Linked DNA regions of Mus musculus: regions 1 and 2 are each linked to region 3. The links are chromatin loops, found by intact Hi-C in ENCODE. Cell type or tissue: heart. All regions are shown on one strand. Links, peaks and the distances in the headings refer to the core of each region. The heading gives the core; the rest is flanking DNA. Region 1 holds the start of Eif4g1 (eukaryotic translation initiation factor 4, gamma 1). Region 2 holds the start of Clcn2 (chloride channel, voltage-sensitive 2). Region 3 holds the start of Ap2m1 (adaptor-related protein complex 2, mu 1 subunit).

Region 1 (10,496 bases), core at 1,003-9,002, 130 kb after region 3:
AGTTAAAAGTTTTTTGTTTTTTTTGTTTTTTTTCAGGGTTTTTTCTGTGTAGCCCTGGCTGTCCTGGAACTCACTCTGTAGACCAGGCTGGCCTCGAACTCAGAAATCTGCCCACCTCTGCCTCCCAAGTGCTGGGATTAAAGGCGTGTGCCACCACGCCCAGCTGGTTTGGTTTCTTGAGACAAGGTTTCTCTGTATAGCCTTGGCTGTCCTGGAACTCGCTCTATAGACCAGTCTGGCCTCAGATCTTCCTGTTTCTGCCTCCCAGGTGCTGGGATTAAAGCCATGCACCACTACTGCCCTGCTGATAAAGGTCTTTTACTTTCTAAGTATCTAAGTCTGACCTTGAAATTGATACTTCTGCCTTCATGTCAGAATGTTAAGATTAAAGGCCATGTACCACACATCCAGCTTTAAAGAATATTCTAGAGCATTCATCTATATTTGCACATAAACTTTTTTAAAAAAATTATTTAATATATGTGAATACACTGTCACTTTCTTCAAACACACCAGAAGAGGGCATCGGATCCCATTACAGATGGTCATGAACCACCGTGTGGTTGCTGGGAACAACTCAGGATCTCTGGAAGAGCAGTCAGTGCACTTTTGAGCCATCTCTCCAGGACCTGTACATCAACTCTTATAACTACCCTTCAAAGGATTTTGTGTACTCCTCCAGGCCCATCTTCTGACCTTGGCTAAAAGACGCCCAAGACTGTGAAGTTCCACTCCTTTCTAACTTGATATATCCTGAGAACTCCTTTCAGGCTGCTGCTTGAGCGATCTGGTCACGTTAGCATCTCTGCTTGACTTTGACCTCAGAGTGATAGGGATGGGGAGCAACCTACTCCTGGGAAGGCAATTGCTCCTGATGGGCAGCGCTACTACAGGTTGAAAGCACTAGAACAAAGTTTACAGCTAGTACAAGTGTAAATCCACTACCCTGGGGCCTGGTGTCCTGCAGATGTGTGTATGTCTAACAGTGGGCATAGCACATGGTCCTACCAAACAACCATAGGTAATGTTGACCCAGCACTTAACCTCTGAATACTGTCTAGTACTAAGTAAATGCAATACACGTTGGAAGAATAACTTGTTTGTGTTTCAGAGGCTGTTGCAATTTCAGAGGTGAGTATAATTTGGGAGAGGTTGATAACTTGCTCATTGTCACATGAGAGGTAAGAGACTAGGATTGGTATCTGAGGTATATCTCGTGCCCTTAGTCATTATGGTAATATGTCTCTAGGATTTAAAACTTGGCCTCCTTGGTATGTGTGTGTAGGTTTGTTTTGTTTTGTTTTGTTTTGTTTTTGTGTGTAGTTTTTTTGTTTGTTTGTTTTGTTTTGTTGAGGTAGCATCTCTATATAGTCCTGTCCTGGAACTCCCTATATAGACCAGGCTCAAATTCACAGAGATTGTCTGGGTCTCTTCAGTACTGCGATTAAAGGTGTGCATGACAACACTTGATTTTTTTTTTTCAATTTTGTGTATGGATGTTTTGTTTGGGTGTGTGTGTAGTGGTCAGAGGTGGTCAGGTCTCCTGGAACTGGATTACAGAGCTAGGTTATAAGCTGTTCTATTGGTTTAAGGACTCAGATCCAGGTCGTCTGGAAGAGGAACCAGTTCTTTGAACCACTGAACCATCTCCCATCATCCCTGTAACTCAGAATCTTAGCTGAGAAAGCATCAGCAACTTCAGGTCTCTTCAGTCATCCATCACCTTGTTCTCACTTGGCCCCATGTGTAAAAGGTTTAATCCTTGGATATCAGTAAGTCTGTTGTGCCCCTTCAATATAACTGTTGTCTGAAAGAGCCTCTGTTATTGTCTGATAGTGATCTGATTAGTGCCTTACTGGATTTCTAGATGTAGTAACAATAAGATCAGTTAGGGCACTGGGAGGCAGAAACAGACTGACCTCGGCTTTCCAGACCAGCCTGGTTGCATATTTGCATACTGAGACCTTGTCTCAAAAAAGGAGTCTGGGGGTTCATGTGGGGGCCAGTGGTGTATCCAGTTGTAGAGTGCTTTTCTTGCATGCATGGATCCCTGGGGTCAATCCCCACCATTGCATAAATTGGGTGAGGTGGTACATAGAAGCAGTCATCCTTGCCTACAAACTGAATTTGAGACCAGTCTGAGCTATAAGAGACCCTGTCTCAAGAAAACAAAAAACCAAGGCCAGGGCAGGAAGCAGGGTGGATTGGTGAGCAGGGGAAGGGGGGAAGGGATAGGGGGAGGGTGCTTTTCAGAGGGGAAACCAGGAAAGGGGATAACATTTGATATGTAAATAAAGAAATATCCAATTTTTTTAAAAAAAGAAAGAAAACTAAAGAAAAACCAGGACCAGCAAGTAAGTAAACCTTCTCTGGACCTATAAGACAGAGAGAGAGCCAACTACTAGCAGTTGTCTGCTGACCCTGCCCCCCCCACAAAACAAATATAATTAAAATAAACCAGGTGTGTTGGCTTATACGTGTAATCCCAGCACTCAGAAAGCTGAGGCATAAGAGGTTTCTTTCTTTCTTTCTTTCTTTCTTTCTTTCTTTCTTTCTTTCTTTCTTTTTTCTTTCTTTCTTTCTTTCTTTCTTTTTTTTTTTTTTTTTCCAGACAGGGTTTCTCTGTGTAGCCCTGGCTGGCCTCGAACTCAGAAATCTGCCTGCCTCTGCCTCCCAAATGGTGGGATTAAAGGCGTATGAGTATGTATATGAGTACACTGTAGCTGTAGTTGTGAGCCTTCATGTGGTTGTTGGGAATTGAATTCTGGACCTCTGCTTGCTCCAGTTGACCCCACTCTCTCCAGCCCAAAGATTTATTTATTATTATAAATAAGTACACTGTAGCTGTCTTCAGACTCACCAGAAGAGGGCATCAGATCTCATTACAGGTGGTTGTGAGCCACCATGTGGATGCTGGGATTTGAACTCAGGACCTTTGGAAGAGCAGTCAGTGCTCTTACCTGCTGAGCCATCTCGCCAGCCCCAGAAACCATTCTTAATCTTGATTGGTTAAGTATATAGTCCAGGGAAAGGTATGGAAGGAAATTAAGCTAGACATTCAGGCTCAGCCAGGCGGTGGTGGCTCACGCCTTTAATCCCAGCACTTGGGAGGCAGAGGCGGGTGGATTTCTGAGCTCGAGGCCAGCCTGGTCTACACAGTGAGTTCCAGGACAGCCAGGACCGCACAGAGAAACCCTGTCTCAAAAATTGAGGCTCAAGCCAGGTCTAAAAGAGTTTTTCTAAGAGCTCTCCCTGAGGACTGCTGGATGCGAGTAGGTAAGTAACCATCTGTTTGGATGAAGCTCTGGGTGTCAGAATGGTTTCTGGAAACAAATAGCTTTTCCTCCCATTTGCTTCTGCTACCCCAAGCTACGGATATCCTGCCTTTTTTGCTTCTACATATCCATCTTTCTCCTACTCCCAGACTCCCCTGCCCAATCCAGGTCTTTTTCTCCTGGGGAGAGGTATTATGGGTACTGAGTCTAGGGCCTTGTACATTCCAAGGCAAATACTCCACTGAGCTACATTCTCAGTCTTCTTTCTCGGGAGGGTGGGGAGGAGAGGGTTTCTCTATGTATTTTTATTTATTTATTTATTTATTTATTTTTATTTGGGGGGGGGGGTGAGACAGGGTTTCTCTGTAGACCAGGCTGGCCTCGAACTCAGAAATCTGCCTGCTCTGCCTCCCAAGTGCTGGGATTAAAGGCGTGCGCCACCAGTTTTTTGTTTGTTTGTTTTTTTTTTTTTGCTTTTGAGACAAGATCTCACTATGTAGCCCAATGTGCCTTTGGACACACAAGCCAGTAGTGTAGTGAACTTTCTATCAGACTCACAAGTAGCTGAGGTTACAGGCCCATAGCACCTGACTCTGGCCTTAGGCCATCTCAGTGGTACCAAGTACCTCTGTTCACATTCCAGCACAGCACTGGTCACAACACAAACAAAATTGTTTTCATGTGACTTTTTGTTAGGTAGTTCAGGGGACAAGATTTCACCCTATAGACTCACTTTGAAACCTTTTTTTTTTTTTTTTTTTTTTTTTTTTTGGGTTTTCGAGACAGGGTTTCTCTGTGTAGTTGTGGCTGTCCTGGAACTCACTGTGTAGACCAGGCTGGCTTCGAACTCAGAAATCCACCCGCCTCTGCCTCCCAAGTGCTGGGATTAAAGGCGTGAGCCACCACCGCCTGGCTGAGCCTGAATGTCTAGCTTAATTTCCTTCCATACCTTTCCCTGGACTATATACTTAACCAATCAAGATTAAGAATGGTTTCTGGGGCTGGCGAGATGGCTCAGCAGGTAAGAGCACTGACTGCTCTTCCAAAGGTCCTGAGTTCAAATCCCAGCATCCACATGGTGGCTCACAACCACCTGTAATGAGATCTGGTGCCCTCTTCTGGTGAGTCTGAAGACAGCTACAGTGTACTTATTTATAATAATAAATAAATCTTTGGGCTGGAGCGAGTGGGGTCGACTGGAGCAAGCGGAGATCCAGAATTCAATTCCCAACAACCACATGAAGGCTCACAACTACAGCTACAGTGTACTCATATACATAAAATAAATAAACAAATCTTTAAAAAAAAAACACAGATGTTTAAAAAAAAAAAAAAAAGAATGGTTTCTGGAGCTGGGCAGTGATGGTGTATGCCTTTAATCCCAGCATTCGGGAGGCAGAGTCAGGCGGATTTCTGAGTTCGAGGCCAGCCTGGTCTACAAAGTGAGTTCCAGGACAGCCAGGGCTATACAGAGAAACCTTGTCTCGAAAAAACCAAACCAAAAAAAAAAAAAAGTTCAAGAGCAGTTTCTGGTTAATGAACTGAGAGAGTTATCAGATACATGGCAGTAATTGATTTTTTTTTTTCTTTTTTTTTTGCTTTTTTTCGAGACAGGGTTTCTCTGTATAGCCCTGGCTGTCCTGGAACTCACTCGAACTCAGAAATCCACCTGCCTCCCGAGTGGTGGGATTAAAGGCGTGTGCCACCACACCCGGCCGTAATTGATTTTTGTTTACTAGTTTGTTTAGGAAAAAAAGCCAGCAGAGAAGGGAGCCCTATGTGACAGGCCTCACTGAGTTCAGCAGAAAGTTACAAAACACTCTGCAGGTTTACCTTGGTTCATTCCACAAGTGTATATTTTGTTTTATTTCTTCAAAACTGTTGCTCAGATCTTTAGAGTGATAATTTAGTTTCCTAATGCCCTCATCCCCTGTGTGTGTGTGTGTGTGTGTATCCACAGATATTTATATTGGGGAGTTGTATATGTGTGCATGAGAGGCTAAAGGTCAATTAGTGTTTTCCTGGGGAGCTGTCAACCTTCCTTTTTTAGAGAAATCTTTCATAAATATGCAGCGCACGTGATTCAGGTAGATTGGCTGGTTTGCAAATCCCTGGGCATCTTGCCTTCTCTCAACTTTCTTGGTGCTGGAATTACAAGTCCTGGTCAGCATTTATTTGTTTTGTTTTTAAAGATTTATTTTACTTATAAGTGTACTGTAGTTGTTGATAGACACACCAGAAGAGGGCATCAGATCACATTACGGATGGTTATAAGCACCATGTGGTTGCTGGGAATTGAACTCAGGACCTCTGGAAGAGCAGTCAGTGCTCTTAACCCCTGAGCCATCTCTCCAGCCCCCCTGGCCAGCTTTTAATGTGGGTCTTGGGGAGCAGATTCAGATTTAGTGGTTTTTTTTTTTTTTTGGTTTTTCGAGACAGGGTTTCTCTGTATAACCCTGGCTGTCCTGGAACTCTCAATTTGTGTTTGTAGACCAGGCTTTCTTTGAACTCTTAAGAGTCTGCCTCTGCTTCCCAAGTGCTGGAACTAAAGATGTGTACCATCACATGCTTGAATTTTTTTTTTTTTTTTTTTTTTTTTTTGGTTTTTCGAGACAGGGTTTCTCTGTGTAGCCCTGGCTGTCCTGGAACTCACTCTGCAGAACTCAGAAATCCGCCTGCCTCTGTCTCCCAAGTGCTGGGATTAAAGGCATGTGCCACCACTACCTGGCACATGCTCAATTTTTACCTGAGCTGTCTCTCCAGCTACTGATTATGGTGATTTTTTTTTTTTTTTTGGACTGGTTGTTTTCTGTTACTGCATATTGAACCCAAGGTCTCCCAAATGCTGGGAAAGCACATGACCACTGAGGACTCAGGCCATCTAGAGGATCCTTGTGCCCGCATTTGCCCACCCTGTAGCCTTGCTTTCTTGGTAGCACAGTGATGAAGTTTACATTATTGCCCCCCTCACTTAGGTCACCAATTCTGTGATATAATGCATGCTAGGAGGTAGCATGTGAGAGGGAGAAAGGCCAGTGGGAAAGGCTCTGCTACCTAACTAAATGCTCAAATGCTCAGTTCAATAGAGTACAACTCTTTTTTTTTTTTTTTGGTTTTTCCAGACAGGGTTTTTCTGTAGCCCTGGCTCTCCTGGAACTCACTCTGTAGACCAGGCTAGCCTCAAACTCAGAAATCCACCTGCCTCTACCTCCCAAGTGATGGGATTAAAGGCGTGCACCACCACAGCCTGGCTATTTTTTTTGTTTTTCGAGACAGGGTTTCTCTGTGTAACCCTAGCTGTCCTGAATTAGCTCTCTACACTAGTCTAGCCCTTAATTCACAGAGATTCTCCTGCCTATGCCCCTGGAGTACTAGGATTAAAGGTGTGGACTACCACCACCCAGTTCAAATTTTCCTATTTTTAAAATTTAAATATTTACGTGTATGAATGTTTTGTTTTCATATGTCTGTGCACTACATGCATATGTGGTGCCTTTAGAGGGCAAAAGAGGGCAGAATTCTAACGAATCAGAGTTACACACAGACATGAACTGCCTTATGGGTTATGGGAAGTAAACCCAGATCCTCTTGAAGAGCAGGCAATAAAGAGCAACCAGTGCGCCAACCATTGAACCATCTCAGAAATCTTCAAGATGTGGTCTCTCTGTAACTCTGGCCGTCCTGGAGCTTGCTTTGTAGATCAGGCTGGCCTTGAACTCAGAGATCTACCTGCCTATCTTTCTGGAATGCTGAGATTAAAGGCGTGGCTCGCCACTGCCTGGTGACATTTCCCTACTTTAAAGCTTATGGTAACTGATTCCCTGCCTTAGCCAGTCAGCACACGTACAGCTTTGGGATTCCTTTTTCCATTATTCCAAAGTTTTCATGTTGACTTTTGCGTTTCCCTAGGAGCAACTGATTTTTTTAAAAAAACAAAAGTAAAATTGCTTCTTTAGATTGCGGCAGTTTCTTTGGTGCAATATTGAATTTCCTTTGTTAATAGGTCTATCAAAGATCAAATCTATAGCATTTTCAGAGGCTGCATAATTTGCACACTACACTTACTAGGGCAGGACTGCTTTTTAGATTCCGCACTCTGAGCTCCAGGCCGGCACTTCACTTAGCACTCACGCGCTCAATAAATGCTTGCGCAAAGTATGAATGAACTAAAGAACCGCCAGAGCCTCAGAGGGGGTCGGCCTGGGAGTTCCAAAGTTCGGGAGGGGACACGGGGGCGGGCAGTGGGTGTCACGTGATGGGGCGGAGCAAATCCCATGTGCTTCCCCGGCGCCAGCGCAGCTCCGCCCTCTGCGCCGGTCACGTGGGGCGCTGGCTGCGCCTGCGGAGAAGCGGTGGCCGCCGAGCGGGATCTGTGCGGGGAGCCGGAAATGGTTGTGGACTACGTCTGTGCGGCTGCGTGGGGCTCGGCCGCGCGGACTGAAGGAGACTGAAGGTAAAGCCGCCATGTCCGGGCCCGACCCGGCCCCCCACCCCTCCCCCCGCATCCGCCGCCATCCGGGCCGGGGCCCGCCACCCTGCGCCGACGCCCCGGCGCCCCGGCTCCGAGCCTGCGCCCAGGCCCTACTCGCCAGGCCGATCCCCGGCCCACGTGTGCCGGGCCGGGCCCGGGTGGGGGTGGGGAGCAGGGCCCGGGCGGGGAGGGCGCTGGGGTGGCGGCGAGACAGTCACCTCCGCCCGGCCTGGGCCGCGGCCCGGCGCAGGCTGTGCGGCGCAAACCCGCCACCCCCTCCCCCTGCGGGGCCCGGGCGGCCGCCGGGAAGTGACACGTTGTTCTTTGGCACTGGCCGCGTTGCGCAGAGCTGGGAGGCGGCGGCGGCGGGCAGGGAGGAGCCCCCAGCCCCGCCCGGCGGCCGACCCTCGCCTGCCCCGAGCCGGCTTTCGCGGCGGTCGCCGCCCGCCCTGCTGGTGCGGCCGGACTCGCGCCCTTCCTGGCTTGTGTTCCCGGGCGGCCTCAGGCCTCTCCGGCCCCGCGCGAGTGCCCCGCGGCAGGCTTCGAACCCGGTGTCCCCGGGTGGGGGGTGGGGATATCACGGCCGGAGCAGCCGGCTTCATTTGTGATCCGGGAGCCTGGTGCCAGCAAGACCTGGAATTTCCGGTCTGGTTGGTCTTGGGCCCCGTGGAGCCAGGTTGATACCCCTCACCTCCCAACCCCAGGCCTTCGGATGCCCAGAACCTGTAGGCCGCACTGTGGACTTATTCTTAACCGAGGGGGTGAGTGAGGGGGCTGTTTGAGCAGGCAAGGGTGGGGTCAGGGTGTTGCAGTGTGCTGGTGGGGTCCTCAGGCTGTATGTTTTCTGTTTCTGCATTCACTTGGCACCTCCCTTAATCCGTGTTGGCCCTAGCTCTTGATACAACCTTTCCCCCAGCCCGTTTGCCATAAGCTTGGGTCCTTTCCTCGTTCCGAGCTCTGCTCTTTCCAACAGGTGCTGGGGGGACCCTAATGTGGCACCAAATGAAATGAACAAAGCTCCCCAGCCCACAGGCCCCCCACCCGCCAGGTCCCCTGGACTCCCACAGGTAATCAAGGCTAAATGATCAGGACTCCGGCGGGGTGGAGGTCACGCAGCTCCCAGTTTTCCCACCCCCATCTGTGTCAGGGCAAAGTGCAGCTGCCTGCTGCCAAATTGAGATAGGGCCCCTGGCTGTCCCTGGGGCTGTCACAGGGAGGGAACATGTGGACTGCTGAGGCTGTTACTACAGGTCTGCTCCCCATACTTCACCAGCTTGGGTTTAAGCCCCACCCAGGCTTCCCCTCTTGCTGAACTCTGGTCTCTCCCCTTCAGCCAGCGTTTCCCCCGGGGCAGACTGCACCGGTGGTGTTTAGCACGCCTCAAGCGACACAAATGAACACGCCTTCTCAGCCCCGCCAGGTGAGGGACTGTGGCTTGAGTAGGCTTGGGTGGGAACTGGGAAAATGAGCTGCTGGTTTGGGGCTAGTATGGGAACTATGGACACTGTATACTTGCCCCTCCATTCCTTGACAGTTGCTCTGAGTTCTTACGTGCTGTTAGTTACTTAGGGTGGCTGACCCTCTGTGAAGTTCGTAGAGTGTGAGAGTGGTGTTACTGGGGTCTTTGAGCCTTTGGAAATTGGAGGCTGTCCTGTGGGCCCTGCTGCCAGCTCTTTACTACTATACTAGGAGGTTGGCATTACCCTGTTCCTCTTCTCCCGTTCTCTTTGAACTGTAATGAGATAAACATTCCAGCTGTGGTTTTATTTTTTTGTGTTCTCCAAGTTCTCCCCAAGTGGAAGGGTCTTTTTCCTACCCACTTCACTCCCCCTAACCCCACTCCATCACCTTGGGGATAATTGTCGTCTTTCCTGTCCCCATGTGCTCTCAGGGAGGATTCAGGTCTCTGCAGGTAATACCCCTTTTCTAATCCCAAGCCACCTCTTTGGTGTCACCCCATCCTCCACCCTAGTCCGTAGCTAGACACAGATTGGGATGGTCACGGTGGGTGCCTTGTTTGCACTTTAGGAGTTTGAGTCCAAATACTGCATGTTAGAAGTCAACTGTTGACAAGCAAAGTATCCCAGAACTGGGAGACTGTTGCATGTAGCAGTTAGCCTCGGTACTTGAAGGGATCGTGCATGCTGGGGAGTCTGTTGTCCAGAAGGGCATGATGTTATCTAGCTGTTAGGAGGCCTCTGGAGGGGTAGTCTGGAGGTGACTGAGTGTGCATGGCAGGGACAGTTACAGGACACAAAGTTTTCATCCAGGTTAGAAGGCAAGTGTAAGGAGGCCACTTAGCCATCAGTTGGTCATGTGGGGCTTGGGAAGGATTGATCGCCATGCGCTGAAGTGCTGTACTCTTAAGACTGTATGGACATTGTGGAATGCTGATTTTGCTGTTTATTCCTCCCATTTTGACCCCACTTGCTTTCTGTTTTCCTAATAGCACTTCTACCCTAGCCGGGCCCAGCCCCCTAGCAGTGCAGCCTCCCGAGTGCAGAGTGCAGCCCCTGCCCGTCCTGGCCCAGCTCCCCATGTCTACCCTGCTGGATCCCAAGTAATGATGATCCCTTCCCAGATCTCCTACTCAGCCTCCCAAGGAGCCTACTATATCCCTGGACAGGTGAGGCTGGGGCTGGAAGTCAGGTTACCTAGTGTGTAGTCCTCCTCCACTTTTCCTACCCGGCCTTCTGGACCCATTCCTCTTATAGGGGTGGGACTTGTGGTCATTGTCCAGGTTTGGCTTA
Region 2 (10,496 bases), core at 891-8,890, 180 kb after region 3:
CCTGCAGAGATACATGTTCCCAGGAGCATTGTCTGATTACACACGCCATTCCATTCGGGAAGCTTGAGCCTCCCCCAGCTCCTCCTATCCTACCGACAGCCTGTGGGGCCAGGATCTGGGTGAATCCAGCAGAGAAAGTGATGAGGACCACGGGGTAGGTAACCCAAGCCAGGTACTGGAGTAAGATGTTGGTGTTTAAGCCCCGGGACATCCATTGCTGAGCTGTGGGCAGAAGACATGCCTGCTGGACTTACAGTGCACACACCCGCACCTTGCCTGCCACTGGGACACAATGATAAGACAAGTGTACAGAGCTGGGACGGAGGGAAGGCAAGGCTAGAGAAGGCATTCACTGGGACAAAGCCCATCGCAGATAAGACTGTTGCCGAGGGAAGGGAGGAAGGTGTGGCCCGTACAAGTGGCAGTCATTATTGCCTGGAGATGGACAGTCAGACTGGCCAGAGGAAGTGGCCAGTAGCCAAGTTACCTAAACAACTGTGGCATGCAGGAAAGAAGTTACCTCGCCAGCCTTTGCCCTCACCCTGTAGACAGACAGCGATGGCATAGTCCATAGCCCAGCTGACCAGTGCCATGAGGAGCCCCAACAGAACCAGGAAGATCCAGTCTTCACCGACCCTGGACACCAGGAACTTGTGGCAGCGTACAGAACAAACTGGAAGCAAGGAAGGGAAGATGCATAAAGAAGCTGGTCCCAAAGTGTTCCTACTCTGTACCCTGTTTTTCCCCATCGCCCATGGGCAGCTCTAATTGTCTTTGTCTCCCTCAAAATAGAACACCCAGGTCCCTGCCCCAATCTGGATCTTACTGCGACATCTGGCACATCGGCTCTGTCCATATTCTAGGAGCTCTGGGGTAGCCCGGGCAGAAGGGGACCCCTTCCAGGGCTCAGGCCCTCCCAGGCGAATACGAGCAGCTTCCTCTTTGGCAAAGGCCCCGAGTTCCTGAGTGTACCGGCCATACATCTGGAGCAATGGACAGAATGTAGCATGAGCCTGAGTATCTGAGGTGGGGAGACAGAGAGTTCCTGGGTTTTGACCCCACCCCTCGCTCAGCTCCTGCACTGTATACCCCATCTTGAATCCAGTTTATACTCAGGCTCAGAGTGTGGGAACAATGCACAGTGCAGACTGCGGGGGCTGTCCTGGCCAGAGTGATGGAGACAGACAAGGTACAGGGACACAACTCTGGGGGTGGCAGAATAATCGGTCCTCTTCTAGTAAGTCAGGGGTGGAGCAGGAGGGAAGGGTCCAGAGGAGGGAAAAGATGGAAAAACCTGAGGCAGTTTGAAAGTAGGAAGGGGGAAGGTCAGAGGGGCAGTCAAGGGCATATGTACAACAACAAGAACCTGGTAGAGCTGAGGGCAGCGGAGCTGGGCCTAGGAGGTCCCAGCCCCAATCCTTATCACATTCCTGCTGGGCCTTTGGCCTGTGACCAACTCAGCTGCACCCTTCCCACCCACCCTAATCCCCTTGTCCTCATTCTCCACTCCCAAACCCCCATCAGCCTGTCAGCCCAGCAGACACGGAAAGCCTCTTTGGGTGGATAGGCAGTGCTGGGTGGCCTCAGGCCTACTCTGGAACTGCATTTGGGGCCAGTGACAGGTTCAAGGACCACCGAGGCTGGAGATGGCAAGGCTGTGGCTACTAGGCTGATTGATGGGAAGGGAGAGTGTTATGGCTGGACCTGCCAAGCTGGGCGTGTGTTGGGGGGTGGGGAGGAGCAGATTCTGGCTGCCACCCGCGGAGCTTCAGGACACAAAGGGCTCCTGTTGGGGTTGGGGGGGGGGAGGGAAAGATAGAGACACAGGGTGAGACATAGAAGAAAGGGGGGGGCAGGGGGGGGAAGAGGAACTTCAGAGGAAAGGCAGAAAGAAGAGTCAAGGAAAAGCAACATAAGTGTCCAGAGCAGGGAGGAGGAGGAAGAGTGTACAGAGAAACACAGCAGGTGGGAGGAGGTGAGCAAGACAAAAGGGTGGGAGGGGAAGTGGGAGAGGCCAGAGCAGGGAGCGCTTGACCCTGAGAACTCAGTCCACAGGCACAAGGAGATGGAGCAGCCGCTGGTGCAAAAGAGTTACCATTCCATGTTAGATGCCTGGCTTCCATGGCCAAATGCGCCTCTTCTTGACCCGTGGACGGCCAGGATATGGGCCATCTCCAACAAAAGGGCTTGCCTCCACTATCGATTGGCACTGTACTCTCATACCAGTTATTCTGTTTCACAGTCTCTGGTAATTGGGCACCTCTCTGACTCAGTTACAGCCCAGGCCCTCTCCTACAGCTGTTTCTCCCTGTTATCCTCTCGGGCAAATTCCAGCCTAAGGTGATAAAAAAGAAACTACTGGGCCACTTTCTTTCCTTAGGGCTTGGTCCCCCATTCTGGTGAATGGCTTCTCAGCAATGGTGGTCATGAGTCATCTCAAAGCTCAGGACCCCTGCTTCTTATGAGGTCAAGGGACACTCCATGGGCGTGGGTGGTGGTGGTGGGGTACCTGGCTAGATCCAGCTGGAACAAAGGTTTCAGTTCTCACACCCATTCCTGCTTCCTGCATCGGCCCTAAAGCTTCAGTCCCCAGGGTGGCAAAAAGCCACCTAAGCCACCTTTTCCAACAGGGTCTCCTGAGGAGTTCTTGTCAATGTTGGGCTTGAGCTGTTAAAGGCAGGGGTTGGGTTTGATTACTTCCTACTGTCTTTAAGCTAAGCCTGGGACCATGTACACAGCAGGGACCCAGGAGGGTGTTGAAAGTAGATAGACATGTGGATCAAGTTCAATAGTATAGATGGTGTTCAGAAAGAGCACTGGGCTGCTGTAACTTGGACTCAAGTGGTAAGTGAAGAAAACAAAAACGTGTATGCAGAAGTGGGTAAGAGAAAGGACACCTGGGCCAAGCACCTGGTGTCATTGTCTTCTGCAGGCCACCAGTCTCAGCCAGAAACCAGCAAGCAGCTTTCCAACACTCTGAACCCACAGCCTGGCGGATCCCGAACCTCAGTTTCCATAGCTGAGAAAGGCTGAGGCCGGGTTAGGGTAGGCCATCTGTCCTCACACTTTCCAGGGCAACCTGCAGCATTGGTCCCGTAGGGCAACCCTTGGGTTTCACTTACCAGGGTCTGCTCGTACTGCAGCGCTCGAGGCTCCATCCCTTCCCCCGCCGCCGCCGCCGCGGCCGCCGCAGCCGTTGCAGCCGCCATCTCGGTGCACTGTCCTCTTGCCTCCCTCTGCTTCTCGGCCTTGACTCAGCTCCCGGCCCGCTGAGCCCGCGCCCGCACCCGTCCCGTCCCCTCAGCCCAGGCGGCCGAGTGCAGAGTGCGACGGGTCCCCGGGCGCGCGCCGCAGGCTCAGCCTCCCGCTAGCGTCTCCTCCTCGGCGGGCGGGCCGAGGGCGGTGCCCTGCTTTGCTGCTCCGCCCCGGCCCATCTGCAGGGGCGTCCCTGCCCGGCCGGGGTCTGCATTGGGGCCGCCTCCTGGTGTCCGGAGAGGCGGCAGGGGGCGCTTGAAACACGATCTCGCACCCCTTCGCCACGGAGGCCCGGGATTAACCCAGCGCCCTGAGGGTGCGGGGGCCGGGCGGGGGCGGGTCTGCTGGCACGTGGAAGGGACGGGCTCTCCCGCGGCTGCAGCGTTGTGCGGGAGGGGCTGGAGATGTGGGGACTCTTGAACTGGGGTAGGGGGCTACTGACAAAAGCTAATTCGGGCTCTCTAAGCCAGACCGGACAGGGGCAGCCTCTGCTTCACACTTTCAGGCGGCTCAGACGCATCTGGGAGGATGCCCGAGAGCCGGCTCCCTCCTTGCCTCCCTTTCTCCTTCCTTTCCTCCGGGTTCCCCCGGGAAGGTGCACCTGGAATGGCTAGGCCTGGAAAGAGGGGCGGAGGTGGAGGTGGGAGGGGACGGGAAGGGGTGAGGCCCGAGGGAAGGGAGCTATTGGTGCGGGGGAGGCCGCTCCTGGGAGGCGGGTGTGTGTGTGTGTGTGGGGGGGGGGGGGAGCAGAGGTCGCTCCTCCCAGGCACCGCTTAAGGGGGAATTTGAGTAGCTGCTGACGCCCTGAGGAAACGGCCTACTGAGGCTCCACATTGTCTTTCGGGGTCCTGGGAAGGACAAGAAGAAGGTGTCGAGGGCACAAAGAGGATGGGCAGCGTTAGGTTGGAGCCACTGGAGAGGACAGTGTCCAGAAATCTGTGGAGAAAGAATAGTACCAGGATGAAGACTCATTCAAGAAACAAGAGGGTGCCCAGCACAGGGGCTGTAATGAGAGGAGGTAGCACCTAGAAAGAAGGTATTGCGAGCTGTCGCCTCCCAGTGAAAGGCGCACTTCAGTGTCCAGAAGAGGGTGGTATAGTGGGGTGACAGGCAGTACCAAGTTCAGTTGGCAGTGTTCTAGGGGATCAGTGTGAGGCTAGTGCCAAGCAGGGCCAAGGGAAGACGGGAGTGGCGAGGAGGTGAAGCCCCAGGGGAGGGCACAATGCGGGCTTTCCTTTCCCCGAGAGTGACATCATGGCAAATTCCCAAACCGGACGCACCCGGCTCCGGTGATGTCTAGCTGGTCCGAGCCAGCTCGCACCAGCTTTGGGGATCTTGGTGACAGTCTGAGGGGCTGGGCACCGGGTCCTGGAGGGCTGGTGCTCTGCGGGCGGGGTTCTGCTCCACCTGCCTGCAGCGCGGACTGTGCCCTCGGCCGGCACGCGGACTTCAGGGAAGGGCTAGGGCCGGGCTTCTCTGGGCCAAGGATCAAGGTTCCTGGCTGGGTTAGGCCCCCAAGCTTTCCACGCTTTGGGATCCACAGTCTGAAGAGGGCGCCGTCGAGCCGGGCGCAGCGCGGTACCCCGTCGGAGGTGGGACTTAATCTGTCCCCGCCTTGGACGGAGTCACCGAGTTTTGAGACTCGCCCACAAGGCCCGAGCACCTCGGAGGTGGCCCTTCCCGGCGGAAGTGAAGAAGCCCCGAGAAGGAGGCAGCGGAAGTGGCTGCGTGACTGCAGCCCGTGCGCACGCGCCCTCGGCCTCGTTGCCGCTTTTGGGGCGGTACTCTGCCCTGTCTTACTTTTCTCCACGTGAGGGGGTGCGCGAATCCCCAGTGGTGGCCGCGCGCTCACATCCTCTGCAGCTTTCGTGCCCTTCGCGATGGCGGGCATCCTGTTCGAGGATATTTTCGATGTGAAAGACATCGACCCAGAAGGCAAGAAATTTGACCGAGGTAAGCGGTGTCGGGGCGGTAGGAGGGAAGTGGCCAACATGCCCACCCACCCCAAGTGGCTGGCCCGCCCCACCCTCTCGGTACCTCCCTCAGGAAACAGTTTTTTTTTTTTTTTCGTGAATGAGAAACTTGAGACAGCTTTTTCTATTATATTTGCGGTGCCTGGTGCCCGGTGGGTGGCCCTTAGCTGGGTGCTGGCATACCCCTGGGAACCTTTCTAACTCCCTACACAGTTATTATGTGCTCTACCGTGCTCTGAACTTTATTCTTGGAAAAAGTAGATGGTGCCTTATCTCTTTTGTTACCCCAGGTCTTGCAGCGAGTTACCTACCTGCCTTCCTAACCAATAATTTTGTATTAGCCTAAGAACAAGTTAGCTCTTTCCGAAGCTCTCTGAATTTCATTCAGTTGACCGCTTGGTGTATTTATTTTCCCAACGATCCGGAAGTTGTTTCTTCTTGGTGTCGCTTAGCCTGGAGGCAAATGTCTTAAGACAGATGTCAGTTTTGAATACATCCCTCAGATTCCCTCAGCAGTGTCTCCTGCTAGAAAGAGGAAGTCTCAGGACCAGTGAGACTCTAGTCTAAATCATCCAGGCGTTTTTAGTTAGAGCCTGGAGACTGGCCACTGCTGGAGGAGCTTTGCCGCTTGCTTGGGACCCTGTCACTTGCTGAGGTTACTGCCTTCTTCCCTCTTGTGAATCTGATTCTGATTGCAGTTGTGGGAGGCTGGTGGGTGTGTGCATGTTAGATGATTTGATCTCTTGCATTTGACCCCAAGCTGGCATCGATAGACTTTGTAATCATGTCTGTCATGCACTCTTCCCCAGTATCCCGGCTGCACTGTGAGAGTGAATCTTTCAAGATGGACCTCATCTTAGATGTAAACATTCAGATTTACCCTGTGGACTTAGGTAAGTATTGAATACGGGCAATGGCAAGAGGATTTTGGTCTTAGGTGTCTACTTCTTTACCCTGATGTTGCTGCTCTATTCAGGTGACAAGTTCCGGTTGGTTATAGCTAGTACTTTGTATGAAGATGGTACCTTGGATGATGGTGAATACAACCCCACAGATGACAGGCCTTCCAGGTGAGGTAGCAGTAAACAAGTGACTAAGATAAGAATATAGTGCAGAGAAAGTATAATATGTAGATTATGGATATACATATGTATAACTATATGTTATAGAAAATTTGATTTCTTGGATACAATATGTATTATATACTATGCACATTACATGACAATGTATAACATAAGTTATATAATGTTATATATTAGATATAATATATAACATGTATGTTATAGTATATAATAACATATGTTAATACTATATATAAGTAACTATGATGAGAATGTAATGAAGTAATATAATATATAATTTATTTATATATTATATATAATGTTGTACATTACATATAATATATAGTACATATTATATATTACATATAATGTTATATAACATATGTTCTATATTATGTATATATTATAAAGAAAGAAAAACGTAAGTATATAGGAAAGTCTTTACTTCTAGAGATAAATGATTGCTGTCAGTGGAATCTGAATTACCTTAAAGGCATTGCTGCAATTAGAGTTCGGACAACTAGCTGGGCAGTGGTGGCACACGCCTTTAATTCCAGCATAAGCACTTGGGAGGCAGAAGCAGGCAGATTTCTGTTCAAGGCCAGCCTGGTCTACAGAGTGAGTTCCAGGACAGCTAGGGCTATACAGAGAAACCCTGTCTCAAAAAAAAAACCAAAAAAACAAAAAACAACAAAAAAAAAGAATTCAGACAACTAGACCTGGATGTGATGGCTTTTGTCTATAATCCAGGATTCAGGAGACGGTTCACGAGTTCAAGAAAATGTTTGGCCTCATATCAAGTCTGAGGCTAGCCTTGGCTACATGAGACCTTGTGTCTAAAAAAATTGAAAAAAATTCAGATGACTAGTTTTATTCATTACTGAGAGCAGTGATCATAAGCTTGTGAATTGCATCTATTTATTTATGTGGGACAGGGTCTTCTCACTTTGTAGAGACCTGGTTGACCTGGTCTGTAGATCAGGCTGGCCTTGCACTTAGAGTCACATCTACCTCCTCTGCCTCAGTGCTGGAATTAAGGTTATGTGCCGCCTTTGGTTCAGGGTTAGGTCTTTAAGGCTGAGGAAAGGATTACATAGTAACTTAGGTCTTGTGAGGGAGCTTGGTGTGATAGAAAGACTATGGAGTAGTAGGTCTGGTGACCAGCACCCTTAGTCCCTGCACTTGGGAAACAGAAGCACAAGTCTGTCTGACTGTGAGTTTGAGGCCAGTTGGAATAGGGCTAAAAGGCCACGACTCAACCTGAGTTTTCAGTTCAAAGCCTTCTGTCTCCTCATCAATGAAATACAGATGGTCATGTGTACCTCACAGAATTTCTGTGGGGGCCAAGGAAGGTCATGGTTCTGCATGTGTACCTCATCAGTCTCCATTTCTAAAGTTCCCGTAGACTCTTACTATGAAGAGTGACCAGTCTGTTGTTTGTAGGGCTGACCAGTTTGAGTATGTCATGTATGGGAAAGTGTACAGGATCGAAGGGGATGAGACCTCCACTGAAGCAGCCACACGCCTGTAAGTAACACTGTCTAGGAAAAGTCTTTTCCCTCCCTGCTCTGAGGTTGGGCCAGGCTTTTACTTCTGTGTTGCCGCCCTCTCCCCACCCCCACCCCCCTTTGTTTCTAGTATTCCAAACCTAGGTGGAAGAATTTGTCTTGGGAACAGTTTCCAGCCTGTATGTGGGTCACTCAGCGGCACCATAGTCAGGGTTTTCAAGACCCTGTAGTCCAGAGGAGGCACGAGCTATCTTGCTTTGTGAAGGACAACAGAGCATCTTGCTGGAGAACACGTGCACTATGCATAATCAGGCCTTTTTTGTTTGTTTGTTTGTTTGTTTGTTTGTTTGTTTTGGTTAAGTATGTATTGCTTCTCTGTAGCCCAACCCTTGGATCTTTGGTTTCCCTGCCTGAATTTTTTTTCCCCTTTTCTTTAAAATGATGTTTAAAAAGTGTGGTTGTCAGAAACTTGAAGCACAGAAAAAGAACAAAATGAGAAGAAGAACAATAGTCACCTAGGGAATCTTTTAGATAAAGAGTTTGAGTAGCTGCTGTGGTGGCAGATATCTGTAATTCAGCATTGGAGAGACAGAGGCAGGTGGATTTCTGTGCATTCCAGGCCAGCCTGGTCTACAGAGTGAGTTCCAGGCCAGCCAGGGTTACATAGTGAGACCCTGTTATTTTAAAAACAGAAACAAACAAAGAGTTTAAATAGTTTTTTTTTAAGTGTTTACTTTTCTCTTTAAGACCCTTTACAATATTTTTCTTATTAGTTGAAAGCTCCCCAAACTTTTTTTTTTTTTTTGAGACAAGGTAGCCTGGACTGGGACTGACCCAGGCTGCCTTTGGACTCAGGAGATCCACTTTATTGCCTCCTGCTGCTGGGATTAAAGGCATGAGCCGTTCTCTTGGCTCCTTAGCATTTTCAAAAATGTATTTATTGTATGTGTGTGTGTATCATGTGCAGGCATGAGTCCACCAAGGTCAGAAGAGGAATTAAAGTGGTTATGAGATGCTGTGTGGTGCTGGGAAGTGAACCCAGGTTTTCTGCATTTTGCAAGAACACCTAGTGATCTTCCGGTTGAGCCATCTCTGCAGCTCCTACCTAAACAGTCTAGTAGCTGTATAACGTTGCAGAGAATGGTGACATCTTCATTTGTATGTCTCCTAGCTCTGGACTTAATGCACATGTCTACATGCATTCATTTCTCTCCTAATCTTTGGTTCCCGGTGACAGAATACTAGGCCTTTTTAAACCATGGGTGGGAGCTGCTGGGAAGCAGCTGCTGTAGAGTTTAGGCTCAGGACAAGGGCCTTCTCTTTCAGCTCTGCGTACGTGTCCTATGGGGGCCTGCTCATGAGGCTTCAGGGTGATGCCAACAACCTGCATGGATTTGAGGTGGACTCCAGAGTTTATCTGCTGATGAAGAAGCTGGCCTTCTGAACTTCGTGGGAAACCAGACTTGCTGCTTAGTCACTCATGTCATGGACACTGTTCAAGGCTGTGTAGAAGCTGTCGGTGTTAGCCTGTAAAAGGGGCGGAACTCTGTCCACTGTGGGGACGTCTTCAGTTTGTCTGAATGCAGTGGAAAACCGACTCTCCCTCTCGGAAGGCCGAGAGGGAGAACTTAGCATGAACCTGAAGTTGTATATGATTTTTTTTATTAAAGTTTTCTTTTTCAGACTCTTCTCCATTGTCATTGCGGGTTGGGGAATCCAAGGTTTTGCTTTTTCTGTTTTGGCCACACTGGCCTTGAACTTGATTTTCTTCCTGCCGCCATCCTTCCCCCCTCCCCCCCAAGTTCTAGGATTGCATCACACCTAGCAATACATCACACATAGGCAAATCTCTGTCTCTGTCTCTCTGTCTCTGTCTCCCTTTCGATTTCCTTCTACTTCACCCTACCGCTGTGGTGTGTGTGTGTGTGTGTGTGTGTGTTAAACTTCCATCACCTGAATCCTGGGAATTGAACTCCGATTGTCAAGAGCAGCTTCTTTACCTACTGAGCCTTTTTGCTGGCCTCCAGTTGTGCCTTGATGGCCTGGGTTTGTCACAGGAGCTGGTTTCCCTGCTGGGATGCCTGGGCTGTTTCCTTCCCCATCTCTTTTGGTCTTTACCAGAGGTGTTAGAAATAGTGTTTAGAGAAATGGGCTGAAAATGAGTGGCCTCAGCAGGGAGGAGCAAAGGTGTTTTTTCAGTTTCCACAGTAGGGTGTGTGGGTGTGATGAATTGGGGGATGGGAGGAATCCTGTAATCATATCATGGAGTCAGTGCTTGTCCGGTTGAAGGAAGATGGATTAGGTTACACTGGAAGATCCTTATCAGAAATAGTGATACAACGCCACTGTCACTGCCCTGGCAAAGAAAGAGCGACTTGAAAAGTGTTCTGCTTACAAGCACTTTTTTTTTCCTTCATACATTTATTTTGTCTTATTGTATGTGTGTGTCAGGGAGAAGGTAATTTTCAGGCTTGGTGTCAGCCTTCTTTACCCACTGAGCCATCTGGTGAGCATGCTCTTCGTGTGTGTGTGTGTGTGTGTGTGTGTGTGTGTGTGTGTGTATGTGTGTTGGGGAAGAAATGATGGCATCAGCTACACAGAATGATTGGGTTTAGGCTTTTGGCTTTGGTTTTGAGAGGGCAGGGATGGATCCAAGGCTTACTAGGCAAGCAAGTGTGGCATCACTCAGCTGGATCTTC
Region 3 (10,496 bases), core at 1,486-9,485:
GCCTAGAGAAGTGGTTATTACCTCGTTCAGGGATTGCTGTGTAGTGTGCTCAGTGAGTCATGGCACAGTACCTGGAGGCTTCTAGTACTTTAGCCTTCCACATTCCCCAACTTAATTTCCTCCCACCCAAAGGGGAAAAAAAAGGCAAAATAAGAGGTAAGGGATGTGTGGGGTTGATTTTGTTTCATTTTTGCTCTGTTTTTGTTTCATCCCAGTCTTTATTTTTCTTTTCTTGTTTTTGTTTTTGTTTGAGACTGTATGATAATGGAGCCTAGGCTGGCTTCAAACTTACCATGTAGTCTAGATTGGACTCGAACCCATATCAGGTCTCTTGCATCTGCCTTCCTAGTACTTAGGGAGAAACTTTGAAGGTATTGGAAATTAGATGTGGGGATTAGCTGTAGAGCTATTGAGAGTGCCCAAAGAAATCTGCAGGCCTCCTGTTCTGGACATAAACTTTAACACTGTTTCCTGCAGTCCATCTTTGGCTGGAGACCTGATTGTAGGTGTGGAACCACAACAGACCAGTTTACTTGAGTCCTCTTTCCACAGACATGGCCAACCTATCGCTTCACGACCATGATGGCTCCAGTGGCGCCTCTGACCAGGACACACTGGCTCCTTTGCCGCACCCAGGAGCTGCCCCTTGGCCTATGGCTTTCCCTTACCAGTACCCACCACCTCCGCATCCCTACAACCCACACCCAGGCTTCCCAGAACTGGGCTACAGCTACGGTGGGGGCAGCGCCAGCAGTCAGCACAGTGAAGGTAGGTCAGAAAGACCCAGCCAGAAGGATCAGCAGGGAGCCCAGGTCACCTCTGCACCTCCATCCTGGGCCTGTGTGTTTCCTACAGGCAGTCGGAGCAGTGGCTCCAACCGAAGTGGCAGCGACCGGCGCAAGGAGAAGGACCCAAAAGCTGGGGACTCCAAGTCAGGTGGTAGCGGCAGCGAGTCAGACCACACTACACGCAGCAGTCTGAGGGGGCCACGGGAGCGGGCACCAAGCGAGCGATCAGGCCCAGCGGCCAGCGAGCACAGCCACCGCAGTCACCATTCGCTGACCAGCAGCCTGCGCAGCCACCACACACACCCAAGCTATGGCCCACCCGGAGTGCCCCCTCTCTATGGTCCCCCGATGCTGATGATGACCCCGCCGCCGGCAGCCATGGGTCCCCCAGGAGCCCCTCCAGGGCGTGACCTGGCCTCGGTGCCCCCGGAACTGACGGCCAGCAGACAGTCCTTCCGCATGGCAATGGGAAACCCCAGTGAGTTCTTTGTGGATGTGATGTGATCAGGGCCCCTCTCCAGCTCTTACCTCTCAGCCGGCTGCACCCCCATCTCCATCAGTCGGCCTTTTTTTTTTTTTTTCCTTTTTTTTAAAAACACTTTGGTACCTGAAAGGGAAATAAATGGAACTAACTGCTACTGTTTGCTGGTAGCAGCAAGGATGAGGGTGTCTCTACTCATCCATGCTACAGCCCCTAACCTGCCTCTAGTCCAGCTGGTGCCTCTGCCCACTAACCAGCCCCCATTCCACCCAGTTCTGGAATTCCCAGGATTTTTCAAGTCCCTGGCTCTGCACTGCTGTTGTTAACTCCTGATGCTCCACTCGCACATTTAGGAACTGACCCCTGGGGTGTCACACCTTAAGCCCACCCTTTCTACCCTCAGTCCCCTTTTGCCCACCTCCTTAAGCATGTGTACAGAGTTCTTGATATTGCCCCACCATACTGACACCGAAAAAAGGTCTTTTCCTTTCTAACTGCCCTGCCCGCTGCGTCAGACCTTCACCCTACAGCTGTAGCCACCTCGAGTCGGCATCTGTGCTGTCTGTCCCTGCTTGGACCCAATCAGAACCCCAGAGAGCCTCCCCTCAGCTGCCAGGGCCACTAGTGGCTTCCAGGGACTATCTCTGCTAGGCCTAGACCCCATCCATGCCTGTCCTGTGTGCTGGTCCCCTGAGATCTAACCCTACTAACCAATAGGCTCATCTAACTTCTGAGCCTGAAACAGTTTTCTTCTTTTTTCTTCCTTCAAATTTCCCTGGGCCTGGAGCAGCCAAGAATTTCGGGCTCTTTGACTTTCTGTGAGTCCCCAGGAAGGGGAGGCCCAGCCTCCAAGGAGACCAGGAACTCTGCTTCAGCAGCCCCTCAGGGCTTCCCAAGGATGTCCAACCCTCACACCCACACTACAAGGTCACTAGGCTTCTGGGAAGGACCTCAGCTTCCCCCAGGTGTAAGACTGTTCTTCTCAGAGAGAAGTAGAGAAGTTTGCTTCCCTCCACCTCGTACACATAGATATATACATACACGTGAGTCTCTCTCTCTCTCTCTCTCTCTCTCTCTCTCTCTCTCTCTCTCTCTCTCTCTCTCCGTACACATAGATATATACACACACGTGAGTCTCTCTCTCTCTCTCTCTCTCTCTCTCTCTCTCTCTCTCTCTCACACACACACACACACACACACACACACACACACACACACACACACACACACACACACACACACACGCCTCAGGGCTGGTCCCTGACCGGAGGGCTGGACCCTTCTTCCAAGTCATCCCTAGATATGGGGCTGGTCCGTGACTGCCCTCTCCTCTTCCTGCTAGCCCTTACGCTTCCCATACATGTTCCCAATGTCTTTGTACTTGGATAAAGCCCAAAAGATGGGCTCCACAGAGGGCTGTCCAGGTGACTGACAGGCCATTCTCTACTTCCCTCCTACACCCCCACCCCACCCCCATATCCTTATAACTGTTCTGTTTTCATCTTCTCCATGAGACCTGGGAACACAGGCCAGTTGGAGCTTAAGCAGACAACTGGGACTTCCAAACAGCTCCAGTTATTTTGAAAATTGTTTTCTACCTTAAATCACAAATTTCTCTTTAAAACTCTGCTATATAAACTCTGACTTATCCAGACTCTTAACTCTTCAGGGCAAGGGTGTCAGCTGGGAACATAGCTCTGTAGTGTCTGCCTAGCATGCCCCAGCAAATGTCTCCCCCCATCAGGATGTCCTTAGTCCAGGTTTGGGGGCAACTTGAAGTAGGGCTGTTTTGCCATTCATTCATCCGTTTAACACCTTTTCTGGGATTTTAATGAACAAAGGGCTATGTTAGAAGCATGATTTGATCTTAGCTGTCTTCGGTTCTCTCTAACTCTGCCTTTTCCTGTGATCTTGAGAATCCCTCGTCAGTGCTCACTTGTGCGCTGGACGCCAGTACCCTTGTCATCCTGTCTTTGGCTCACATCTCCTCCTTTCCCACTCCCATGATAGTGTCAGCCATTCTCTTCTTAAGCTGTTGATATGCTGGCCACTTCTAAATCTGGATCTCCAACCCCAGCTTCCCCTCTCTTTAGACCTGTTTTTATTACCCACTGGACATCTCCACAGGCATGTCCATAATAGTCAAGCATTATTCCTCTTGAATTCCTGTCCTGGTGACCTTCGTTACAAGCTACACCTACATGGTATTAGTCAGCATCACACACCCTTCTACTCTTGACACTCTGAAGTTCAGCTGTTCCTCTCCCTTTCTTAATTTACAGAGCATGGGATTTGGAGTCAAGTTGGTTTGGGCTTGAATTCCAGCTCTCATTTTTGGTTGTGTAAAAGAGTTATTTAACCTCTCTGGAGCCTCAGTCCTCCCATATGTAAAATGATGATAATAATACCTACCTCACAGGGTTGTTGTGAGGAATTAGATATTGTACGAAAAGTGCCTAGCACAGTGCCTGGCACACAATAGAGTAGGTGCTCAATAAATGGTAGCTATTATTATTATTATTATTATTATTATTATTATTATTATTATTAATTTACTCTAAACCAGCAAACTTTTAGGGTATATTGGGAAGAGAAAACCTTTGCAAAGATAGATATGAAGCCTTGAATGATAGTTCAGGAGTTAGAAGTTTTTGGGTTTTCGCTACTTAGAAGGAGATTGCTAGGAATAGTAGGGTTAGCAACCAGATTTAAGCACCCACCCACTTCCTTTCTGCCATAGAAGTCTCTGGCCTGTTTAGGCAGCAGGATGTCTCTGTCTCCTGAGAGAAAAACCAAATTTTCCTGATTTGGCAATAATCAGACAGCTGTTTGTGTCCAGGTTGGCTCTTCCTCATTCTCTCAGTTTGGATATCATAGGAAATCTTTTCTCTCCTTTTTTGTTTTTATGAGACAGGGTTTCTCTTTGTAGCCCTGGCTGTCCTGGAACTTGATCTGTAGACCAGGCTGACCTTGAACTCAGAGTGCTGCCTGCCTCTACCCCCCCCCCCCCCCCCGCCCCAGTGCTGAGATTAAAAGCATGTGCCACCACTGCACAGTTGAGAAATGGGATTTTTTTTTTTTTCGAGACAGGGTTTTTCTGTAGCCCTGGCTGTCCTGGAACTCACTTTGTAGACCAGGCTGGCCTCGAAGTCAGAAATTCTCCTGCCTCTGCCTCCCAAGTGCTGGGATTAAAGGAGAAATGGGATTTTAAAATCCCATGCCCAACTAAACTGGAGTAGAGGGCAAAAGGGGTCTCTTATGTAGCCTGGGCTGTCTTGAAACTCTCTATTTAGACCAGGATGGCCTCAAACTCACAGAGATGCTCTTGCCTCTGCCTCCAGAACTCTGGAATTAACGGCATACGTCACCATCACACCACAGTCACAGATTTAGCTGAGGAAAACATTAACGTTTAGCTGTCTTCCTTCCCAGCTTTTCTGTTTGGATAATTATCCCTGAGAAAGGGATCAGTCCAATCCTAGAATATATATAAAATACATACAAATAAATTTTATATATATATATAAAAACACACACACACACGTTTGGGAGAATCAAACGTGGTGTTTAAAAAAAAAAAAAAACAGTAAATTCAGCAGTAACAAGCTTATGCCAAGTTGTGTTTGTAAAGTAGCCAGTCTTCGAAATCTGGAGACAATAAAAGACTATAGTAATTCAAAATTTACAATTGGTTTCGACAAATAGCTTTGGTCTCTTAAAGCTACCCCACTTAACTAGGAACAGGAAGGGTCGCAGAGACTACACTTCCCGTGATTCTCAGTGAAGCAAACAATGGTTGGAGTGTATCACGACACGTGTTGCTTGCAAGGCGCACTAAAGCTGACGTCTTCTCTGTCTTGAAGGCTGTCGGTAGTTGTAGTTTTGTTGAGCCTAGGGCGCTCAGATGTGTCAGCTTGAAAGCTGCGGGGACTGACGGGACTTGTAGTCGCCGCTGGAGGCGAGCGCGCAGGCGCAGCTGCGATCGGGGCGGGGTGGGGCGGGAGCACTGCAGTGAAAGCCGAGGCAGCAGACAGGCGAGCTGGGGGCGGGCGGACATCTTGGGATCCGAGAGTGGCCAGGCCGGCCTTGTGGGGGCTGCTGACTCCAGGTGAGCTGGGAGGCTTGACTTAGAGGTCCTTATCAGGCGACGAGGGTGCTGTGGTAGCCTGCCTTGCCCTGCACGGTGCTGGGTGGAAAACTGCCCGCACCGGGGAGTGGCCTCAGCCTTCAGACCCGGGAGGGAGTAGACAACCGGGCGGGGGTGCCTTGGGCGCGATTGCAGCAAGGGCGGGGAGCAACGCCTTCCAGTGACCCGCCAGGCGTCTCCGGGAAGAGACTAGGGCTGGAATCCTAGAGCGGGAGACGCCGCGCGGCGCCCCATCCCTAGAATCCTGACAACCGCTCAACCCCGGGGTTTCCTATTTCCCCATCCCCCAGGACATTGACATCCCCTGGTGCCACTCCCTTGGACAGTGACAGGTCTCTCTCGAACACTGAGAGATTCCATCCTCCTGGTTTACCCCCACGGCTCTTGTACCTCAGACCTGTGACAGCCCCCGCATCCCGTGGTGACATCTCCCGGGCCTAGATGTCTTCTCCTCCCTCAGCTGAGAAAAACTCCACCAGCCCCCTATGCTTCACTAACAGAAGAGTAGGCCCTGTCTCTCAGCTTTCTCTTTTTCTTGTCTATCTCTTTTCGCTGTTTTTCGCTCCTCCCAAGCTCCTATGACCTTTGCCATAGGAGACCTTTAGGGACTCCCACAGCTGTATTTGGTGCTTTGGGGTCATCCTGGTCTTTTGCTAGCAATTCCAGCTAACCCTTTCCTTAACTAAATATTGCATTTTCGTCCAGGACACACACACACCGCCCCCCCCCCCGAGGTCACACACACCATCCCCCACCCGAGGTTGATACCTGTGGACTTGGTCCTTTGCTCAGCGCTCAACCTCCATTTTGCATTTTCTTTCTCACCTTCTTTGGACTTGTCACTGGGCTTCAAGGGTTAACTTTTCAGTTTCAAAAAGTCTGTTAAACTAACCTCAGTGAAATTAATATCTGGACTAATCCAGAAATCTAGAACCAGATTAACCCCGTTACTCAAATATTCTACCTTAATTTTGACCAAAATAATTTGGGCAGTCGAGGCATTCTGTTATCCCTGCCCATTGCTTGGTAAACACCAGGCCAGAAGTGACTGACTTGGCAGATTTGGAGACACAATTTAGATGGCAGGATTAATGCTACTACATACAGACCTAATTTTTGTCACACTTAGAAATTTTGAAAAGACAGTAACCAGAAATAACTGTAAAAGGGGCTCAGCATTGAAGAGTTCTTACTGCTTTTCCAGAAAACCTGAGTTCAGGTCCCGGCACATGTCATTTGGCTCAGTACCACCCTAACTCAGGCTTGAGGGGTGGAGGGCAGTGTTCAGTCTAACACCTAGCTTCCACACATACAGCACACTGGCATGTACCTGTGTGTCGGTAAAAATGAAATCTTTTAAAGAACTTATTAAGCGGGCCTCTGTTCCTTTGTCTGCTTATCTCTCTGCCTGGGAAAGATGTGCCTGCTTCAGCCACCTTCCTGGCTCTGTGTTAGAGCCTAAGGGCCTCTTCCCTCCCAGCCCCACCTCACCCTGCACACCCTTTCCTGGAATGTGTAGACTTCTAGAGGGTCATGCTCCGTTGCCTTCTTGGAAGGGTAATGCTTGCTCTAAAGGTTATGCCTGGTGGCAGGCCCAGGCTCAAGCCAACTAGAGTAATCCCTCCCGCCACGCCATTCCTGCATCTGCAGGCAGGCCTTCTCTGTGACTCACTGGAAGCAGCAGGAGTGAGAGTGCACAGTAGGGGGCTGAGCTCGGCCTTGTGGTTACTTTCCTCAGCCCTCAGAAAAGGCTGGATAAAAATGGCCTAAATCCCCGGGCCTCACACTCTTAAAGTGCTGTCCCCTATCCAGTGTGGAAAAACAGGAACTGGAGCCTCGGGAGGGCTGCGGAGGACTTGGGAGTCACTTGCTAGAGGACTGAGTCAGGAAACAAGGCGGGCCTGTACAGCCCCATTGGCGTGGACGGGTTCTAAAGATTTCCCCTTTCCCTAATCCCCCCTCCCCTTTCCTACCTAGGTCTGTTCTCAGAGCAATGGGTCACAGAGACTGAGCTGCCACCATGATCGGAGGCTTATTCATCTATAATCACAAGGGGGAGGTGCTTATCTCCCGGGTCTACAGAGATGACATCGGGTAAGTCCCTTGACTGAGCATGCTGTGTTTCAACCTCCCTGTTGCCTCAGCCTGAGCATGCAATATAGCCTGGTTCCCATTGGGCACTGGCCTAGCTGCTAGGCTCCAGGCCTCGGAATGACACCTCCACCCCCTAGGGTTAGGAATCCCTGCCCTTCCTGCTCCCTGTGTCTTTGGGGTAGGTCTGGTGGCTGAAGACCAGGTGCTTTTGCCTGGTCTTCCTTTTAGAAGGGAGCACTCTCTCCAGTGGGTGTAGTTAGTGTGTGTGTGTGGAGATACTAATCCATCTAAATCTTGCTTTCAAATCCTTCTCATATTGAGAGCCTTCCCTAGATCCCCTTAAAACCTCTCTGTAGTCTGCTGACTCAGCTGTTTTCAGTTCTCCTGGGCCCTCCCTGGTTGTGAACCGGCTTACTGTGCTCTGCGGGTCATGCTGCCTTTGTAGCTCATCTGGGTGGAGCTGGACAGCTCCTAAGACCTCCTAAAGTCTCACTTCTCACTCTGCCTCACACTCTGGCTGCTTGCTAAGAGATCCTCCACTGTCTAGCCTGAGGCTAGGCTCTTCTGTTTCTTCCTGCCTTGGTTTTCTTTCTCAAAAGAGCTTGAGATAAATAGTCTCAGAATAGACCTATGGTAGCTCTCCTACCTTCTTGCCTCCCTGGCTAATGGGCTAGCTTGGTGTGGCTGTATCCATTTTTTGGTGGTAAAGCTAACCTAGACTTAGTTTGTGGCAGTGCCTAGCCTAAGTGAACCTGGCTGGTTCCACTCCTTCCTGCTACTCCCAGCCTGGATGGTCCTGGTTTATGCCACAGCTGGGCCACATGGCACCCTGCATGCCTTAGCGTGCTCTCTACCTGTTGCCTGTCTTGTCTGCTTCTCCCTCATGGTATGTGCTGCCCACCTTGGTGTGTTGTGTGTCGTCTAACCCTCTCTCTCCTTGCTGTCAATCTCCTCCTTGCTGACGTCATTTCTCTCATCCCATCTCATTGGCTGATGTAGCAATAGGTAAGCAGCCTGTGAAGCTGCCGCTCAGGTACAGGGGGTCCTGCCCCCCCAAATTGTTTTCCTTCATCATTTTTCATCCCCTTCAGAAGTCAGACCTTAGAAAAGAAGTGGGTGGCACAGTCTATAGCCCCTCTCACCCTTTAGAGTAGACTCTTCCAAGGTCATACTAGTTTTATTCAACTCCCTGAAGAGTTAGCTTTCCCCACTGATGGACCCAACAGAGATCTCTTTCTCTGCAGGCCTGGAACTTCCTGGAAAGCTAGAGTGGGGACAGCTGGGGTGTATCTGGGAAAGCAAGTCAGGCCCAGGAGTCAGTTTATTAACACTACAGGCACTCTTCCCGTTATTATCATTTGAGTTCCCCTTTAGGTAGCAAGCCAGTGCAGAACCTTCTCCCAGGACCCTGCAGGTGGTATAAGAAGGGAGCCCTAGTGGTTTAGGCCTTGACTTATGAATATATGTCAGATTTCAGTGGTGTGGAGGGTGGGGCAGCCAGCATCTGTAGGTGATCCTCAGGGGGTGAGGTCTGCCTAAATACTGAATTGCCTCTTTGCATCTTTTCCCTTAGGAGGAATGCTGTGGATGCCTTTCGGGTCAATGTCATTCATGCACGGCAGCAGGTGCGCAGCCCTGTCACAAACATCGCTCGCACCAGCTTCTTCCATGTTAAGCGGTCCAACATCTGGCTGGCCGCAGTCACCAAGCAGAATGTCAATGCTGCCATGGTCTTCGAATTCCTCTACAAGATGTGTGATGTAATGGCTGCTTACTTTGGCAAAATCAGCGAGGAGAACATCAAGAACAATTTTGTGCTCATATACGAGCTGCTGGATGGTGAGACATTGGAGGATTAAATGCCACTGTGGGGAGGGGCCTAACTGAGAGGGTCTTGTTTTAGAGTAGAATATGAAAATAGGCCAGCACGAAGTTTTAGTCTTTGCTGGGGCTAGGAACCTGACTGTGGGGTTTGGTGGCCAAGCCACCTGTATTAGCCTAAAATCTTCACAAACTGAACTCAACTCTTATCTCAACACTCCCTCAGAGCCTGGAGAAGAGGAAGTCCTGTAGGTCCCTTGGTTGTCCTCTTTCCTCTTGTAGTATCTGTGACGACTTCCCTTTCACCACCATCTGTTTTCTGGAGAAAAGGAGGGCTCAGGGTTTTTTTAATCCTCTTACCCACTCACTGACCATGTGACTCTTTCATGATTTTTCTTTTTTACATTTGAAGAAAAAAGTTGTATTTTCGTATGAAGAACAAATCCTAAGCTGAGTGCTCTAAGCTAGAAGACTTGGCTGTAGGTGATTCTGTACAGCACCAGGACCTGTTCTATGTTCTAGGCAGGGATATCCGGGCCAGAGGAGGGACTGGAAGGAAGGAATCTTTTGTTTTCTCCAGAAACTAGTAATTCCCTTCTTTTTTTGTTTTTTTGTTTTGTGTTATTGAAACAGGGTTTCTCTGTGTAGCCTTGCTGTACTAGAACGGGCTCTGTAGACCAGGCTGGCCTTGAACTCGGCCACCTGCCTCTGCCTCCTGATTTCTAGGATTAAAGGCATATACCTCACTGCCAGGCTGTAATTCCCTTCTTTTTACAGAGATTCTGGACTTTGGCTACCCACAGAACTCAGAGACAGGTGCACTGAAAACCTTCATCACCCAGCAGGGTATCAAGAGTCAGGTACTTGAGTTAATTGTATAGCACACAGGGTGGACCCCAAACTCCTTTCCTTCCTATTGATCCCTGGCCTTGTTCTAGCTGACTCATGAGCTTGCCCTTGACAGGAAGTGCTGGCCTCAGCCCTCCTACCATGACTGCAGGCCTTTTTTGCTCTGGGTAGCTAGCTCTCCTACCCCAGAAGCTGCCAACTCAGCATCTCTATTACCAGGAATACAGCTCAGTTGGTTTCTTCTACACGGGGGACAGGGGTGTGTCTGCTCTTCAGGCCTTGTGTTCCTCAGAAAAGCACGTGGGCTCTCCTCTCA

What was found. Peaks named below come from ENCODE experiments on the same cell type or tissue, not always from the same donor. Only the 100,000 strongest peaks of a DNase experiment are listed, where the experiment ranks them.
Region 1: it touches region 3 in a loop (1.9-fold over the local background); 6 of 42 quality-filtered maps call a loop at or near these places.
Region 2: it touches region 3 in a loop (2.1-fold over the local background); 2 of 42 quality-filtered maps call a loop at or near these places.

Annotation. Positions count from the first base shown.
Region 1 is chr16:20,665,149-20,675,644 of GRCm38, forward strand. It overlaps Eif4g1 (eukaryotic translation initiation factor 4, gamma 1), which reads left to right and starts at 7,579. Exons shown (of 33, transcript NM_145941.3): 1 at 7,579-7,728; 2 at 8,720-8,813; 3 at 9,080-9,166; 4 at 9,638-9,658; 5 at 10,196-10,372. The coding sequence starts at 8,754. In heart, for the core only: a CTCF peak has its summit at 4,393 (motif pointing left); DNase peaks (open chromatin) are centred at 6,943, 7,573, 8,683 and 8,883; H3K4me3 peaks cover 2,208 bases; H3K27ac peaks cover 1,713 bases.
Region 2 is chr16:20,712,787-20,723,282 of GRCm38, forward strand. It overlaps Clcn2 (chloride channel, voltage-sensitive 2), which reads right to left and starts at 3,850. Exons shown (of 24, transcript NM_009900.2): 1 at 3,123-3,850; 2 at 827-983; 3 at 542-673; 4 at 94-222; 5 at 1. The coding sequence starts at 3,209. It overlaps Polr2h (polymerase (RNA) II (DNA directed) polypeptide H), which reads left to right and starts at 5,040. Exons shown (of 5, transcript NM_145632.2): 1 at 5,040-5,208; 2 at 6,038-6,121; 3 at 6,205-6,298; 4 at 7,733-7,816; 5 at 9,124-9,479. The coding sequence starts at 5,136. The coding sequence ends at 9,241. In heart, for the core only: CTCF peaks have their summits at 3,496 (motif pointing left) and 4,805 (motif pointing right); DNase peaks (open chromatin) are centred at 3,475, 3,905 and 4,935; H3K4me3 peaks cover 5,082 bases; H3K27ac peaks cover 4,522 bases.
Region 3 is chr16:20,530,225-20,540,720 of GRCm38, forward strand. It overlaps Dvl3 (dishevelled segment polarity protein 3), which reads left to right. Exons shown (of 15, transcript NM_007889.3): 14 at 553-768; 15 at 856-3,789. The coding sequence ends at 1,292. Ap2m1 (adaptor-related protein complex 2, mu 1 subunit) reads left to right here and starts at 5,256. Exons shown (of 12, transcript NM_009679.3): 1 at 5,256-5,377; 2 at 7,394-7,510; 3 at 9,084-9,349; 4 at 10,109-10,191. The coding sequence starts at 7,437. In heart, for the core only: no CTCF peak of the experiment used is centred there; DNase peaks (open chromatin) are centred at 5,177, 7,197 and 7,947; H3K4me3 peaks cover 3,322 bases; H3K27ac peaks cover 1,884 bases.